2 separate regions of the Homo sapiens genome follow, and region 1 is linked to region 2. A link is a loop called in an ENCODE intact Hi-C map of the cell type or tissue named here. Cell type or tissue: Caco-2. All regions are shown on one strand. Each heading gives the region's core, and the rest is flanking DNA. Links, peaks and the distances in the headings are about the cores only.

Region 1 (8,915 bases), core at 629-8,628, 150 kb after region 2:
TGTTGCTGTGTGTTCAAAACGCCAATGGCAGAAGCACAAAGTGGAGGAGATATGATTCAGTAGTACTATCTTTAAAACAAAAATGATCACACAGACATAAAATTTAGAGATTTTAGTTGACGAATGGGTTCCACATACGTCAACTGTAATGTGGCTGCCAAGAAAAGTTAATGAGGTTTTAGGCTGTATGAATAGATATGCAGCATCTAGAACAAGAGAGGTAATAGTCAGCTCTAATCTGCACAAGTCCAACTCATACACTGGGCATTCAGTTTGGCACTGCCGTGGCTTGAGAAAGATCATTACGGCCCATCTGAAGAAGCATGAAGGGAATTGTAAAGGGATTTGTAAAAAATCCATGTGAGACACAGTTGGAGGAAGTGGAGAGGCTTGACCGGAACCCAAGGCAACTCCTTGAAGTCTTGATGCCATTCTGAAATACATGAAAGGCTTTTATGCAGAAGAAGAGTAAGGTCATGGAAAGACAGATTTCTGTGAGCCAGAATATCCCAAAGATGAAATAACTGCTTAGAGAAACAGCAAGTTCTCTGTCACTGGGGGTATTCTAACCTAGTCTGGGTAAGTCCTTGACGTGGTATTGTCGCAAGAATTTTAACACTGGAAAAACAGGTAGTTAGATCAGACAAACCTTCCAAATCTGAAGTTCTTTAACTCCCATGGTATCTAGTATTCCCTCGAAATGGTCCATGAGCTTCTGAGTTCGGTACCCAAAATTGTAAATTGAGTTTTTACAGGTTTTTGGCATTAACATTTTGAGTTCAGGCCCTGTGGGTGACATAAATGCCTGCGTGTTTATAACCTAATTGAGACAACATGAACCCAAATGAAACAGTTGTTCAGGACTATTTAAGATTAATTGTTAAATGATCAAATGAAGACATATGCTGTCATCTGAGTTCAGAGAAGGGGTCATGAGGGTTGGAATAGATGGCAAAATCTTCACAGAGAAGACTTCAAAGTCCATTTATATGCATTAGGCAATAGAAGTGGTTTTAGAAATTGTGGCAACGAGGATGTATATGATAAGCAAACATGATGAGTTGTCTCTTTCCCCTGATGGCAGAATATGGCGAGCCTTGCTGAATGTGACTCACCATATGTGCACATCTTTTTAGTGTCTCTTGCTGCCACTGCCCGCGCAGCCACTGCGGGGCTCCTGCAGACACAGGCTCCTGGCTCTGCAGCTCCTGCTCACACACAGCCTGGGTCTCCAATGGATTGGTCTGACAGGCACTTTTATTGACTGAGTTATTTCTTCTTCATCTTCCCAATTGCATCAGCCTTTCCAAACCCAGCAGGCCTTTTATCCTTGAAACCAAGACTCTCTTCCCCCTGGGGAGCACTGCCCTTTGTCCTCCACAGTCCATGATTAAAATGACAGGAGTAAATAATCCCTTACATTTACTGAGGGCTCTGTGGTTCTGACGCTTTTCACATCCACTCTCATTTGTTCTTTATGACAATGTAGGGAGGAACATAGGGCAGGTACCGCCTCAGGATGTGAGGAGGTCAGAGCACTTACCCAAGGTCACACTGAGGAAAGGAGCTGGTTCTGGGATCAGAATGCAAGTCTTCTCGTCCCTGCGCTGGTTTAGTGACATGACTGGTATGCACAGCACCTTAATCTTCCCCATTCCTGGGATTAGTGTGTTCTAACCGAGGCTTCTCATAGTCATTCAAGCCTGGAGAGTCTCACAGCAGACCAACTTTCCAAAAGCTTGCTTCCATATATGAGTCTGGTTGGGCCCAGGATCTCTGATGCCCACCTGGAATCCTAGGGCTTCTCTGTGGTAGGCCTAGCCTTTGTGAGTGAGGGCTAGGAGGAGGCACTCTTCAAACCCTGTATCTATCTTCCTGCCAGTTATTTTTTAGTGGTTTGTAAAATAACTTAATTCACATACCAGCAAGCTGGTATGTGAGCATGAAAAACTTAGAGTGTGTTAATTTAATCAAATAAAAAGTAGATCAAAGTTACTATAGCACATTTAATTATATTATAGAATTAATGCCCCGCATGGTTATTAGAAATAAATAGTAAGCCGTTTATATGAATAACTTTATATGAATTGCTTTAGCAGAGCCAAATCAATGTTTAAGTTTCTCTCATCTTACTTTATTAGTTTTACCGTATTTATATAGCTGGAATCTCTGTCTAAAGTTTTCCTTGATATCATTTACCATCTAGCATCTGAGTTTCTTCAAACACAGGAAGGTCATTCCAGGGACCAAGAGAAAACATCTTGCTTTCTGAAAGTTCCTTCAAACTGTATCTGCTTCTGTCACTGAAGTATCAGGGTCAATAGCATGAGCCTTTTTCCTTACTTTCCCTCCAAGATTTTATTTTAATTCTTATGAGTTAGCTCAGAGCAAAAGTAACAATCCCAAACATTGGTCATTTAACAAGAAGAGATTTCTTACTCTTAGCCAAAAAGAGTAAGGGATGCAGGACGTATCCATGAAGACGGGGTCCCAGCTTGTGGAGGTCTGGGAGGACTGTCATCTCTTGCTGAGCCCACCCTGGACCGTTACTGTACAGTCACTCAAAATCAAGTTTCTGGTCTTGGGGTTGCAGCCAAGCAAGGGAACTCCAAGGCTGTGCTCTGTGATCAATGCCCCTGACCATGGAGTCTCACACACTGTTCCTTTGTCTGGGTCAGATTTGTGGTTTCTGTAAAGCTGGAAGGATGCCAATCAAAATGACTCCTGTTCATTGTTCACCTGTGCACATGGTGAAAATGCTCTCCCAACAGGTGGCAGGTGAGAAAGGGACAGAAATTGGGCTGTGGCAAAGCCTTGGACAGCAGAGAAGGTCTGGTCCTGGATTGGAGGCCCAAGTGGACATGGGAGTTAGGGGTTAAAATGATGGAGGGCTCAGGGGAATAAATATATTCCCATCCTTTATGTTCAGTTCAGAAATCTTCCTAGTACCTCTTAAAACTGAGAACCAGGGCTGTTTCCTCAATTATTGAAGTCCCTTAAATAAAGGGCACAGTGGGCTTGCCATCATTTAAGTTAGAATGGCAGGGGCCAAAATTGTGTGTGTGTGTGTGTGTGTGTGTGTGTGTGTGTGTGTGTGTGTGTGTGTGTGTGTGTTGCATGTTCAGAACAGGCCTTGATAGCCACATTAGCCTGTTCACAGAGCCTGAAGTTTCCTTAACAGGATGGGGAGAGGATAGGGAGTAAGGGCCACAGAGAGGGTCTTTCACTGCATGGTCAGCAAAAAAGGTATGAAAATGCAACTATCTGGGAATGTTAATAATTCAGTGTGGTAACTCCCAGTTTCAGTTCCAATGCTACTACCAGATCTTTCCTGTTTGAATTTGGAGGGGCATTGAAGTTGGATGTATCATGGGGAGAGGGGGGAAGCAGAAAAGGGTCATCCGTGGGGATGACCTACAAAACTTGTCCCCATGGCTGTGTGTTTGTCTTCATCTCTCTATAGGCTGTGTGTTTGTCTTCATCTCTCTAGGTACTTACTTTCTGACGGGGGAGAGGAAAGAGTGGGAAAAGGATGCTGAGAAGGAGAGTGGGGATGAGGACATCTCATTGTCATCGCCATCCTCCAACCAGCCTCGCCTGTCTCACACTGTCTGCCTGTGCCCTGGAGCCTGAGATGGCACAGGCACTAGACATTGTCGCTTTTGCTTTGTGGTGGGGGGTGTGGTAGCTCTTGTTGTCATCATCATGGAATCTCTTGAGAATCTCATGAGAAACATGGATCACACAAACTCAGGCATACAGGGAGAGTCCCCTGAGAGTGCAGGGTCAGAGGGTCCTGATGTGGACAGGCAGAGAGAAAGCATGCAAACAGGGACAAGATAAACCAGGAAACGGAACAGGAAAGAAACCCACACAATGCAACTTCATATAGTCTATGAGCGTGGAGATCAGCGGGAACAGGGATGATACGTCTGGCAGAGGCCTGTGGGCTTGTGTTGAAATAAAGTAAAATAAAGGGAGATGGTCCAGGGAAGCTTCACCGAGGAGCATAGGGATCATCTAGGAGTGATGGCTGGGGGACAGAAGGAGGAGAGGCCACATGAAACCTAACAGTTGCAGGGGCAGGTCTCGCAAGGCCTCTGTGGTCTGCATCCCTTGTCGGGTTAGCTGATCATGAGGGACTGATCTTATAGCGTTGGCTGACCTGACCTATGCTGTCACCCCCACACCCACAGCTCCAGAGTTGGGGAACTGGTGTCTGAGCTCCAGGAGCTACCGCTGTGGAGTAGGGGAACCTCAATGAGACTCTCCTTTTGCCACCTCTGTAGGAAAATTGCTGCTTATGATGAAGAAATCCAGCATCTCTATGAGGAGATGGAACAACAAATCAAAAGTGAGAAGGAGCAGTTTCTCCTGAAGGTAAGTGTACGCTCCCCAGGCTTGGCTCTGAGGCCAGCTTGACATATCTGCTCTGTCTCCCCCAGGTTTAAGATTTTGGTGCCCCCATCCATGCACTATTGATTCCCTCTTTCTCTGCTGTATTTTTTTTTCAAGGCATTTATCACCTTCACACAGGACATGTAATATCCTTGTTTATTTTTATTGAGTGTCTATCTCCTCCTGCTAGCATATAAGTTGCAAAAGAGCAGAGATTTTATCTTTTATTAACTAAGGTATCCTCAGCACATAGACAATGCCTGGAACATACTAGGTGCTCAACAAGTGTTTGTTAAATGAATGAATGAATGAACAAGTGAATGAGTGAATGAATGAAAGGATGGAGGCTCATGCTTTCCCTGTTAAATTGGATCTGACATTGACTTCCTAGATTTATATGGCAAATGCACCCAAATGCACCAGCCCAGTTCACCCTGTGCCCAGCAGCTCCCCTAAGTGGACAAGCATTAGAGCCTGTGCTACCTATCCTTTACCCTTAGACACATGGAAAATTTAATAGCCAAGAAAAAACAAATCCCACCTTCCACAGATACCACGGAGGAAGTGGTAACTCCCTTCCCTCTTCCTGGTCTGACCCTTATCAGCCCCTTCCCAAGCCCTGCCATTTGTCTCAAGAGGTCAGGATTGGCGAAATCCTCTTCTTTGCCAAGGTAAGCAGGATCCTTCTGGAAACATGTTCATAAAACTAATTTAAAAAAAAAAAAGCTTCAGAGAACTCTCTAGTACCCATTTTTGGACTATCTACTTGGTGAGTTCTCTGCAGAAAAGGCTTTGATCTTAGATGGCAGCCTCCCTTGCCGCTCAGCACTAAGCCCGGCTATTCTCACAACCCCTTCTCTTGAGCCAATTTTAAGTTTTATGCTGCCTCAGATTATCGACACCACTGCTGCATTTATTATCACAGATGTCATTCAAACTGAGGGAATCGGAGTGCTTTTCAAGAAAATCTGGTCGTGTCCTCCAATTAGCGCCCTCTGGAGGCTTGTCAGCATTTCCAGGCCTCCTCCCTCTTGTAGCGCCTGAAAGCATTCTGGCTGCTCCTGCCCCTCAACCTAGTTGACGGCAGACAGAACTCACACACTTCTCATCAGCAGATCCCAAAATAGTTCCTGAGAACAGCAGCTCCCCACCCCACCTCCCCGCCATCGGACAGCCACCCCCTTTATCCCGAATGACATCCTGCACAGAGAGGCTGAGCTCCATGGGGCATCTTGTCCCCTCTGCCTGGGCCATGACTATAGGTCAGAGGTCCTAGCTAAAGGAAAAGACGTGATTTTGGAAGTAAATGCTGGGCCAGGGCATGGGGAATGGGCGAGGGCAGAGGTCAGAGGAAAAAAATTCAAGGACAAGTTTGCATCACTGTAGGTGACCCAGCCTCCCTCTCCCCTTCTGCTCCCTCCTTCTCCCTTCTTGACACCAAATGCCTTTAAAGCTCAGTGCTTAGATTTATGCCTTCTGGGTGAACATGGAAACTGCTCAGATGTTTTTGCAGCACTATTAAGCCATTAGATACAAAGGCTTTTGCCTGGAGATAGATCAAGGATAGTGGTGCTACAGTTTCTGACATCATGGAAAAGGCTGGACCCTCGGACCGGAATTTGGATCCTGGCTTGACCCTTACCAGTTTGTTTGACCGTGAAGGAAGTACCTAATCACTTGCACCTTCCAACCCCAGGATGTGATGCTACACCCCCTGAACGCCCTGTCCTGGCGCATTGTGAGGATGCTCTGTAGGCCCATTGTGGGTACAGCCACATCATCATGGGGATTCTGGAGCCGCTCGCTGCTCCCAGCATTTTTCACAGAGAGCAGCAGCCAAGCTGAAGGAGGCAAATTCCCTGGGGCTGATTCTCTGGAAGCAAATGTTGGGAGCAGGTGCTGTCTGGTCAGATCGTACCTCTGCCATTCATGTGGTTAACATGAGGATAATCACAGGCTGTCCCAGTGGTTCTTCTGCCCATTTACCAGCCTAGAAATGGGCAGAAGAACCTGGTAACATCCATAGAGGATGCGCAAGGAAGCATCCTGCGCCTTTGAATGGAGGTGTCCAAAGGCCTCTGGCCCGAGGGGGCCGTGTTCCCCCACCGCGCTGCTGCTGCTGTCATGCCAGGACACCCGTCTAGTGCAGCATCCCACGCTGTCCTCCTTGGGAAAGAGTCCTTCCATATGACAGGAACCCCAGGGGGCTCCGGTAGTGAGTTATATGGCAGTTACAATGGTTTCTTCTCTTCCTGCACATTTTGTACCTCCATTCCGCCTTCAGGCAAGTGGAGTGCTGCAGATGGCATGGGTATTTTTGTTTCTATTCTGTGAACAAACAGTGATCCAAAAGAATGAAGCAAGTTGGTTGGATGAAGCCAGGGCTGGAACCCAAGTTGTGTCCCGCTCGGCTCAGGGGCCTTACACCACAGATCTGGCTCTGCTGAGAGCATCAGGCACCTGATAGCCCACACACTTTCCTCCTCGTCCCATAGCCAGGCCCCTTCTCACCTGCTTCAGCACCTCTCTGTGGGGGAAGCCCAGCCTAGGGAAGGAGCAGATATTAAAACATCCTGAGGAGCAGGGCTTGGGAGACTTCAGTCACAGTGGGCAAATATGAACACTTAGACCCTCAAGAGGAAGAGGAAATGGCCCTGTGTTTCCAGAGTGAGGCCAATTTAAGGGATCCGATGCCAATGCCCAACCTGGAACAGAATATCCAGGTCGGAAGGTGTCCGAGGGGTCATCTGCCTCCCCCAGTCACCCCCAATTTGCACATGAGGAGACCAAGGCCTGATGTTTGAACTCAGCCCCAATTCTCCCCATTCAGTGTACCACAACTGGCTGACACTGCCCCTTTTTTGGCGGAGAGGAGGGTGGTGGTGCACAGTCATTGAACATGGCCACGCTTGCTGGGAGTTTGCATCCTGCCTCACTAAGCGCTTGCACTATCTCTGTCTCATTTGGTCCTCCCTGATGGGGCAGGCAGGTTACCAGAGCCCTGCAGTGCTGTGGGAAAAGCCCCATGGTCTAATAGGATGGGCCCTGATGTTGAGTAGGTTCAAGGTGGGAAAAAAAAAATCTATAACCCGGGTGTGCTACATTTGGGTCCTGTGTGTCCCTCTTTCTGGCTTGGCAGGACACAGAGAGGTTTCAAGCCCGCAGTCAAGAGCTGGAGCAGAAACTGTTATGTAAGGAGCAGGAGCTGGAGCAGCTCACCCAGAAGCAGAAAAGGGTATGTTGCCATCCATGGCCCCAGAGTACCTGGCTCTTCACTCTCTCCTTTTCTCTGCCTCTTGCCCACTTTCCCTGCCATTCACTTAAGGACTTTTGAGTTTTTAACCTGAGAAGAACTATTTAGTCGCGCAAAAGATAGCATTTAAAATCACAGGTGATCCCAACATAAAACCTTTACTTCTCCAATACCAGGTGTTTCACTTGGAAAAGTTGCCGAGCATTCCCCCACGAGGTATCTGCAGACATGTTCCTATAATTATACCCAGGAGCCACGAGAATGCCAAAATTTGAATTTGTTTCCTGCCTCCTGTATAAGAAAAGAGGGGAATGCTGAGGTACAAGAGACACTGTCTACCACTATATCTGGGGGGAGGCTGCAGATAAGTTTCTTCCCTCTAGAATATGGCCATGGATACCTCTGCTGGAACAGGTTCTTCCAAGGTCAGCCTGTCTCTTCCCTGGCTGTGTGGTGCCTGGACTGGTTCATTGGCATCTTTTGTGGCTGCTTCCATCCCTGCAGGAAGGATGCAGACACCAGACACTCCTCTCTGATGTACCCGAGCCTCCAGGAGGCAGGCTGGGTGGTGCCCTCTGCAGGGCAGTGTCTATATGGCTGTGTCTCTATGGCTGGGAGTACCTGGCTAACGACCCCAGAAAGACTGACTACCTAGGCAAGCCTCCTACTTAGTGGCCTCCACTGCTTAGCAAGGGCTCCTGAGGGAGACAGGCTAGGGTGCCACTGGCCTCCTGTTTTGTTGTGCCTGGTGCTGGAAGGAATCCAGCTCTGGACAGACCAAGACACATTGCTTCCGTTTCAATAGAGAGGGCTATTTTTAGCAGCACATCAAAATCTACTTGAAGACAGCCCTGCTAAGACTAGAGACTATTCCACTGCTGCTGCTACCCAAGCTATGAATTTAGGTCTCTTTCCTTCTGCAGCAAGATGATTTCTACTCCGGGAACTGCCAGCTGCCTCCCCATTTCCCCATCCACAGTTGTACCTTGCTTCTCCTACTCTTTCTCTTCCTCTCTATTATGCATTAAGTTCCTAGCAATTACATTTATCCCTCAAATGAATGATTGCCACTCGATTTAATTACTGCATGCTTGCCTGATTACACAGGAGCCTCTTGAGAATCACGCCAAATTCCTTGTTGTTACTTCTTCCTCCCCTTGCCGGCCATATTCATTAAACTAAATTTATTATGATATATGTACCTTGGTTTGATTCTTCCTCTGGTGAGAGGATTGGAAGCTCTGCAAAGCATAATCAACAGCCA
Region 2 (8,915 bases), core at 681-8,680:
AAAAAAGTTTCATAAATCTTTTAGTTATAAACAGGAAAGTTTTATATTAGTGTGTCATTTCATTTCTAGACTGTTGATGGTGATGATGATAAAGAATTTGGAGCCAATTTTGATATATGAATGTATTGCTTTTACATGTGATGATTAAAGCTCTCCATTAGCAGTTCTTGGTTGTCTGTGTATATCATATATTTGTTTCTGTGACTTATGTATCTCATCTCCACCTTGTATTATTTAAACCTAAGTTTTCAGCTCAATCTTAGTGGACCCAAGGAGTTTGTTGCCTGTAACTCATATGTACCCCACTTGCGGATGGGGGAAGTCTCTTGTTCTTAGTTTGAATCATCATGAGCAATAGCTAATCAAATAACCTATGGGAAAAATCATTTACTGTGTGCTATTATAAAAAAAAATCCCCAAACAGGCCAAGAGTTGGCATCTGCAGCATTTTTTATTCTTGGTGTGCTCCCCTGGCTCAGCGGAACAGCTCTGTAGGGTGTGTCTGCCTTCATCCAAGGAGTATCCTTCCTACAGCCCATCTAACCTCCAGCCACTCGCACTGTGTCTACCATCATTCCTGTTGAACTGAGTTAAACATTCCGTTCAACCTTTGGCAAGAAAGGATGGTATCAAAGGCTCTCCTCAGGTTAGAACTGAGAGAAATGAGGGGCAGAATGATTGACTCATTGTGATAAAAATTCAATTGAGCTTTGATTGTTGATCTAGAAGAGCCACATCCTTCCAAATTCTGTTCCCTAGCCATTCGAGTGTTTGTGATTACCTCCCAAATTGCTAGGAATAACACGAGAAACAATCTTATGGTGATCCTAGTTGTGTCGCCTCCAGATTTTCCACTCTCCTTAAGGATTATTTGTTTATTTTAAAATATTTTCTTTTGCTTAAAACAACGAGACAGTCAATTTCTAGATGAAATTATACACTCTGTACTTGTAAAAGAGATAAAAGGTAATGAAAAATAGCACGGAAAGGAAAAAAAAGACCCTTGTCAAAAATTAGTGTTGATTAGAAACTTTAACAAAGTGATTTTAGTTATTTTTATCCCTTTGCACTCTATGCAGGAAGAGTTTTGGTGATACGAGATAGTCTGCCACACTTTCTTATGAATCATTTCATAATGTTACTTGGGGCAACACAGATGGAAGAAATGAACATTTCAAAGAACTATGAAATACATAATTATTTGCGGGCTGCCTGATTAGTGTGAGTAATATATGCCGGGAGAGGTGAGCCCTGAATATCCAGGAGAGAAGTTGAAAGTTCATGTTTTAACCTTGACTTTTTAGCAGTGGTAGTTTACTTCTCATGTCTTCAGAAACTCTAGGATGGAAGGTGGTTTGGGGACTTACATCTCTCTCTTTCCTCCTGTCTCCTTCCTATATTGAGCTCTACTTGATCCATCTCAGGTAAAAGGATGTCTCAGTTATTTCTAAACCCAAACAGTAAATTCCTTGTAACTGATCTGAGTCTCCTGCTGTAAGATTTTGTAACCCATTTTCTCAGCTTTAATTGCTTGGCTTCCATTTGTCAGCACTACAGGCCAAGCACCTGGCTATTTGAATTCTCTCACCGTGTGGCTGCGTATCTAAGAATTTAGACACTGTCTTACTTATTTTTAAGTGGCTTTTCATAAGATTGGAGCATAGGTTTTATGCCAAAGACATTTGTGTTTTCTGCAGCTTCTTAGCATTGCTGGACCCTCTACCAAGAGGTTATACGGTAAGCTGATTCTGATTCTGTGGCTTATGCTGACTTCATGATTGTAAACCAACTTAAGGAGAGTCACCATCCAGAATTTAATGAAATCATCTTTGCAATATTGATTATACATCCAGACTGCACTTGTGTTTTCCTTTTTAAAAATACCTTTTCCTGAAGGGCTCATTATGCTTTAATGTCTCCTAGATAACATGTGGAAGCTGTAGGCATTATAAGCCCACGTTTGATGAACAGTCTCAGAGAATCAGCGTGCAAGCTCATTTCCTCCACTTTATTCCTATAAGAAGAAGATCAAGCCTCAACTTGGGAGCCAGCTGATCTGAATTTTATTCCTGGCTTTGCTGTCTGATTCAGTGTGACCTTGGATAACTCACCAGAGAGGGAAGGTTCACTTTTCAGAAGGTGAAGTTTATGATAGACCAATCAGACTCTCGTTGAGAGAAAAAGACCTGACGGAGCACAGCTAGATTTTCCTAGGCAACATCTGACCTGACTGAAGATGATTTTTGAGTTTGGGTCGGGAAAATACAATAGCAGGGATCATGATGCATTGAGAAGAAGCAAGGGCTTGCAGTAGGAAGGAAAAAGAATGGACCTGGTTGTCCATGAAACTCTGCCACTAATTAGTTTCCCCACTCCCTTTCTAGTTCACAGCTCTGAATTCTTGTGGCGTGCCAGGGACTGAACAAGTCAGACATGGCCTCTGCTCTCATGGAACTTAAAGTCTAGCAGGGAAGACATAATGAACTGTAATGACAAGAGTGATGAACTTTCCTGAAGGGGAAGTTCAGGCCACTGTGAGGCTCTGACAGAGGGATTTCACCTGTCCTCAGGAATTAGGGAAGGCTTTCCTGGGGAGTGACATTTGAATGTGAAGATAGAAAGATAAGTAGATGTTAATTAAGGGAAGGAGGATTTTATGTCCCCCAGCCACACCCATCTGTGCCATATCAGGCTTTGGAGAGATGAGAAAAACCAGATAGGGGTAGAAGCAAAGTTGGAACATTGTTTTTATCATTAAAACAAAGATGACAGAATCAAAACCATTCAAATTGTGTTGCCCCAAACCCCTGCGCCTGGTCCTGGGGTCAGCCTTAAGGGAACCAGGACCCAGCAGTAAGGGGTATGTGGAGAAGGGATTGTGAAGATTTTATACAGTTTAAGGGAATCAAGAAGCTTGTTGGGTAAAGGAGTTCCTTCTTGGCCCCCATGCCTTTGCTTATGCCTTTTTGCCTCTCCCTAGAACACACAGTCATATTCCTCCCTCTTGAAAACTCTATTTGAAGCATGGGCTCTGGAGTCAGACGTCCACGTTGATTCCTGGCGCCACCCTTTACCACCTGTTTCACTTGAGCAGGTTGCTTAAGCTCTCTGTGCTGCTGTTTCCTCATCTATAAAGTGGTGATAATAATAGTGTCTACCCTAGAGGGTTGTTGTGAGAACTGGATGAAGTAATACTTGTGAAGTGTTTGGGATGATGCCCGGCACGAAGCCTCAGTAAATGCTGGTGGGTATTAATACGTAAGGCCCCTCGTCTTTCAAGAAGTCTTCTATACCTAATACAACCCTCACAAGCTAGGATTCATACAGTATTTATAGTGTACTTGGAAGTAGGGACATAACTTTTTTTTTTCTTAGCATTTACTTGGTCAGTGCCCTTTGGCCAAAGACCACCAGGAGCAACCCTGTAAGTTAAACAAATTAGGTTTATTACTCATGGCAGCCAGAGAGCACACACACCCTGAGGAACTATGGGGTGTCCCGGTAGGAGGGTGCAAGAAAAGCTTTTGTAGGGTTTGGGCTTTGGGGATATGGGGAAGGGTCTGAGGAGTTAGGATTTCACTCTAATTGGATGCCGTCAGAAAGCAGGGGCAATTCTATGATTTGGCATGTTCATAAATCTTATCTATAGAGAGGGAAGTCTAGCTGAGGATAAGCTGTAATTAGCAAAGCAGAAGCAGTTGCTCATCTGGCTGAGAGAAGTGGTTGGTATTCTGTGGGTGGCACAGTGACCTTATTTTTGTCTGTTCTTAGACACAATTATGAAATGACCTTGTTTTGTCTCATTTTATTGTGGTCTCAGAATAACCTTGTCAGAGGTTGGTTTTCTGTGAGATAGTTTAGGTTCATCAGAATAACATGCCTTAGCTGTGAGTACCAGGCCAGTTTCTAAATGTCAGAGGCTGTTCTTTTTGTTCTCAACTTGTCTAACTTTTGTTTGGGCTACTTTTCTTCCTCCTGGGAAATTGTAAGAGAATGTATTTACTCATTCAACAAACCAGCAAGTGGGTACCTGTACTCCATACCAGGCACGATCCTAAACACAGGACACAGTAGTGAAATCTCTGCCTTCAAGGTTCTCCAAGTCTTGGATAAGAAGTCTTGGATAAAATTGTGTTTCAGTTAACCGTTTTGCTAGTTTAAATGCCTTCTTCAGCTTTCCCACAAGTATTCCAGCTTGTACTGGATACTTTCAATGATTAGGAAATACTACATGCTGTAGACAATTCTGAATGCTAGAAAATTGGTTCTTACCTTGATCTATAATTTCTTTTTCTTTTCTTTTCTTTCTTTTTTTTTTTTTTTTTTTGTGAAACGGAGTCTCGCTCTGTCACCCAGGCTGGAGTGCAGTGGTGCGATCTCGGCTCACTGCAACCTTCGCCTCCTGGGTTCACGCCATTCTCCTGCCTCAGCCTCCTGAGTAGCTGGGACTACAGGCGCCTGTCACCACCTGGCTAATTTTTTTGTATTTTTAGTAGAGACGGGGTTTCACCGTGTTAGCCAGGATGGTCTCTATCTCCTGACCTCATGGTCCGCCCACCTTGGCCTCCCAAAGTGCTGGGATTACAGGCTTGAGCCACCGCGCCCGGCCTTGATCTATAATTTCTTTCCTCGTATATTCCACTGCTTGGGTCTATATCTATACATTAAAGACACTCAGAACGAGTTCCCTGCATGTTCTCTAGCTGTTTACGTAGTTGACCCACGGGCAATGTAGGTGAACTCTGGATTTTCATGATTCCTTGCTGTGCTGACTGCTCTTACATTCTTCTCAAAAGAATATTTTAGTTTAACAAATAATTTAATGTTGATTCCATTTTCCACATGGATTTAGTGTTTAGGCCTGTTTTGTCCGACTGAAGGACAGACTACATTATCAGGGCTTTTCTAATGAAAGTGTATGTAGGCAGTTAGGTGCTACTGCGTGTGAGAACAGCAGACGCTAGGTGGCAGCATCTTGCTTCGGAACTGGCACAACAAACTGGGCGCTGAGTTCATAGCTGCATTTTAGAGAGCAGGGTCAAAGGACCTTCCAGAAGTTATCTAGTCCCTGCCACCAGGTGGGACAACCCCTGGTCAAATCCACCGACATAGGTATTTATCCCGTTTATAGTAACTGCTAGGAAAAGGACACATCTTCCCAATAGGAACCTAGTCTATTATTTTAGAATTTTGCCTGGTGAAAATTCTTCCTAAATAACCGTGCCACATACTGTCATCTAATCTGTTTTCCTTCTTTCTTCAGGTGAAGTCGCATTAATTTAAGTTAATTTAGAAAAAGATCGTTGGCCATTTTCTGAGGCCGTGCGCAGAAAGACTGTTACCAGTGAGTTCCCTGTCAACCTTACTCCTTCAGCTCACCCATCCACCCATCCCTCACCTTGCCAGAAAGATTCTGAATCCCCTAACGTGCTTCTGGCTGTACTCCCCAGCTTCTTATTTACCTCTGGCACTACCTCCTGGCTGTGTTCTCCATCATGCTTGAGTTATGGAGCCCCCAAGTTTTGTCTTCCTTGGGGGTTCGGGTTAAGAACTCGGGTTCTTAACATTGTAAAGTTAACACCTCAGAACACAATATGCCCTCTGAGATATGATATTCTATGCTCTTTTTAAAAAAATGTGTGTCAGAAAAGATGGGCCATAAACTTAGCTTCAAATTGAAACAGGGGGCGTATCAACTCCAGATGTTTCTGAAGTCCTTCTCTCAAAGTCTTAGGACTTGAAATGGTATACCACAAATATTTTAAAGGTATAATTTTTATACTCTTCCTACAAAATTGAGGTGAGGCCAATTTGTGACTGTGGAAGACAGGAAGAACTGAATGCCTGCGATCACGTTTCCATGTCAGAACCAGGCAGAGACCCCAGGCAGTGTGATTCCCAGTCTAGTGATCTATCTTCCAGTGTAATCGTGTTGTGCTGCCGCCATATATGCAAGATCTTGGCACTGATATTGTTCATTTAAAGAATTTTTGTAGCAGGAGAGTAGTATTGTGAAAGGTGTGTGTCAGGATTTTGTGTTTGAAAAGCAATGTGTTCTAATAAAACACAGGTTTTAGAGTCAGGTGATCCTGGCAACAGACCCAGATTTGCTGCTTTCTAGCCGTGTAGCCTTGCAGAAGTTGACCGGCTTCTCAGAACTGCTCTTTCCTCACAGTTTAATGCTGTTGTGAGAATTACCTGAGGCTGTGTGAGTATATGGAGCACTTAGCACAGTGTCTGACATATGCTAGTTGCTCAAGACTTAGATACAATAATCACTGCTGGCTGCCGTGTTCCAGGAGAAGGGCCTCTGTGGGGCCATGAGTAAACCCCTGCTAGTCTGGGAGAAGTCACACTGCAGTGGCATGGTGTCAGATCTCACCCTATCCTTCGCCTCTCAAGAAACATAAGTAAGGAACTTGGCATGCAGGGGAGAAAAAACAAGCCACAGAAAGGCCAGGCAACATAAATGAGAACAAATCTGTGATTTTGAGTTATTAATGTCCATTTCCCTTGGCTTCCAGGCATATCTGTTTCTCATCCATTCCAGAAAACCGTTAGTGGGCCAGGGGGCCAGACAGGTTTATGGATAAGGATAGTATGATTTTGTATATCTCTTATACTTTTCATTGCCAACTTCAACAGAAGCAGCAATAGTCACCTGATACTTTTATAATATCTAGATGGTCATAGATTTAGTGTATATTTTCAAACTCAAGGAAAATAAAATATATCACCATTTTGGACTAATGACAGGGAAAATGGTTCAGAAGTTGATGACAATACTGGTGGCGGGTGCTGCAATAAAATTGGATAAATTTGAAATACTTTGGATAGAAATAATGAAAACAAAGGAAACATTCATTATCCATTAATTCACTCTCATTTCTGGAAGGAAGGAAGAAAGAGGAAGAAAGTCTTAGTTTTGTTATTATGTGGTTGCAGGTGTTAAAACTACCAAACAAATCTTAAAATTAGAAGTTTCAAATTGTTGCTTTGGTCATTAAATATTTATTTACTATCCACTATGTGCCAGCAGTTATATGCCAGGCCCTGTGCTGGATTAACATCCAAGATGAACAAGGTGTGGTCCTTACCTTCCAGAAGCTCTTGGCCTACTGAGGAGATAGTTATGTAATCAAACAAATAATTCCATGTGCTAAGTGCTGGTCAGAGACATGAATTCCCTATCATGGGAAATGCAGAAAGCCAAGGGATCAGCTATTCCTGGAGAGTAGGGTAGGTGTAACCTAAGGGTAATAAGGCAACGTTTTACCTGAATCTTGTAGGAAAATAGCGTGTGACAGAAGTGAAAAAGGACAATCCAATCCCTACAAATCACGGACCAGTGTGTAGAGCCAGGAAAGGGCCCTGCGTGTCTGAAGCGTGTGCAGCAGCAACACATGGTCGTGTGGGGAAAGCAGGGAGTGGGAATGGAACAGAATAATTTGGGGAGACAAAAAAAATGTTAAGCATGGTTGGAAAGGGATTTGTATTTTAAGTTAAGGAGTTTGGGTTTTGTTTGAGGAACTGACCAGAGTTTTTAAGAAGTTGGGGCACAGTTTGTAAGACTGGGTACGCAGAGATGTCATTAGTGGAGATTAACAATGTGGAAGACAGAACGTCGTTGGAGAGTGTGGTGGGCACTGCTCCTTTTTCCTGGAACAGCAGTGGTAGCCTGTTGTTCTCCCCTGCTTCAACTTGTACATGTGAACCTAAGAAGAGCTGCTTTCTACCCCTGCCCCTGTTCCCACCTTTTAGAATACAAGACGCTATCTCCTTATCTATAGTGATTGTTCTTGGGGTGGATACCAGATGCAAGCTGGTTCAGTCATAGTGTCTTGTACTCTACGCTGGTCCACAGTGTTTGGCCTAAGTAGGGGTGCATGACCCAGTCTGACCCCTTCCCTGGTATTTTTGAATTTTGAATTGTCACTAAGGGAAATCTGGTGATGGATCTGGGAAGTTGCAACTCCAGTGATGCTAGTGGTTTTGTCTTTCATGGGCGTAAGAAGCTGGTATTCAGTAGGGAAAAGTGAAACTAACACAGAGAGAAGCAAATATGAGAGATAGGAGAGTTCTGGTGGCCTTTTGGTTTCTGATTTCAAGCATCCTGAAGCTGGCTTAATTCCTGCCATGGTTTGGTTAACATAAGCCAATAAATTACTCTTTTTGCCTTTGCTGGCTAGTGTTTCTGACACATTAGTCCTGACTAATGACAACAGGAAGATAATTAACTCTGATTTTGATATATTACATTTGAAAAGACTTCTCTAGATGGCAAGGAGCTCAAGAGAAAAATCATGGCTAGAAATATAGATGTAAAAGCCACCTTTAGATAAGTGGTTGTTAAAGCTATAGAAGTGGCTTCTATAAAGCTATAGAAGTTCACCCAGGATAAGTGTGGAAAGTGTTGAGAGGCCAAGGATGGAACCTTGAAGAATGCTAATATCCAAGAATATGCAGAAGAGGAGGAAGCAGCTGTTTCTAACTCGTACCATTTCTGATGTTAGCCAGCCCTTCCAATCTTACAGCCCTCAGTGGGAAAAAGGTAGTCTATTAGAATTCATTATCGTGTCCCTAGCTTTGGGAGTTTTTTTTTTTTTTTTTAAACTGCTCTAGGCCACATCTGAAATCTGCCTCATATAGCTCTCAGTCATTGGAGTAAATATAAGCTTCCCCAACATATTCCTTCCTGTATTTAAAATCTAAGATCTTATAACCAAATGTCTTCTCTTCTTCAGTATTAAATCCCTCCCTTCTTTCAGCCATCCCTCGTCTGATAAATTGTCAAATTGTATTGATGTCTTTTAAATATCTCTCCATGTTGCTTATGAAGGGTGAAATCTGAAACAGATACTGTATTTGAGCTGTAATGTGACTATCACAGAGTACAGTGGAACTAATGTGTCTTC

What was found. A loop is a pair of places that touch in the nucleus more often than their neighbours do. Peaks named below come from ENCODE experiments on the same cell type or tissue, not always from the same donor. Only the 100,000 strongest peaks of a DNase experiment are listed, where the experiment ranks them.
Region 1: it touches region 2 in a loop (11-fold over the local background); 19 of 110 quality-filtered maps call a loop at or near these places.

Annotation. Positions count from the first base shown.
Region 1 is chr12:3,655,029-3,663,943 of GRCh38, reverse strand. It overlaps CRACR2A (calcium release activated channel regulator 2A), which reads left to right. Exons shown (of 20, transcript NM_001144958.2): 8 at 4,290-4,380; 9 at 7,538-7,633. Among named protein-coding and RNA genes, the nearest start is that of CRACR2A, 94 kb to the left of the region's middle. In Caco-2, for the core only: a CTCF peak has its summit at 8,193 (motif pointing left); a DNase peak (open chromatin) is centred at 5,410.
Region 2 is chr12:3,800,112-3,809,026 of GRCh38, reverse strand. It overlaps PARP11 (poly(ADP-ribose) polymerase family member 11), which reads left to right. Exons shown (of 8, transcript NM_020367.6): 8 at 1-166. Among named protein-coding and RNA genes, the nearest start is that of CRACR2A, 51 kb to the right of the region's middle. In Caco-2, for the core only: CTCF peaks have their summits at 4,785 and 4,984 (motif pointing right); a DNase peak (open chromatin) is centred at 4,986.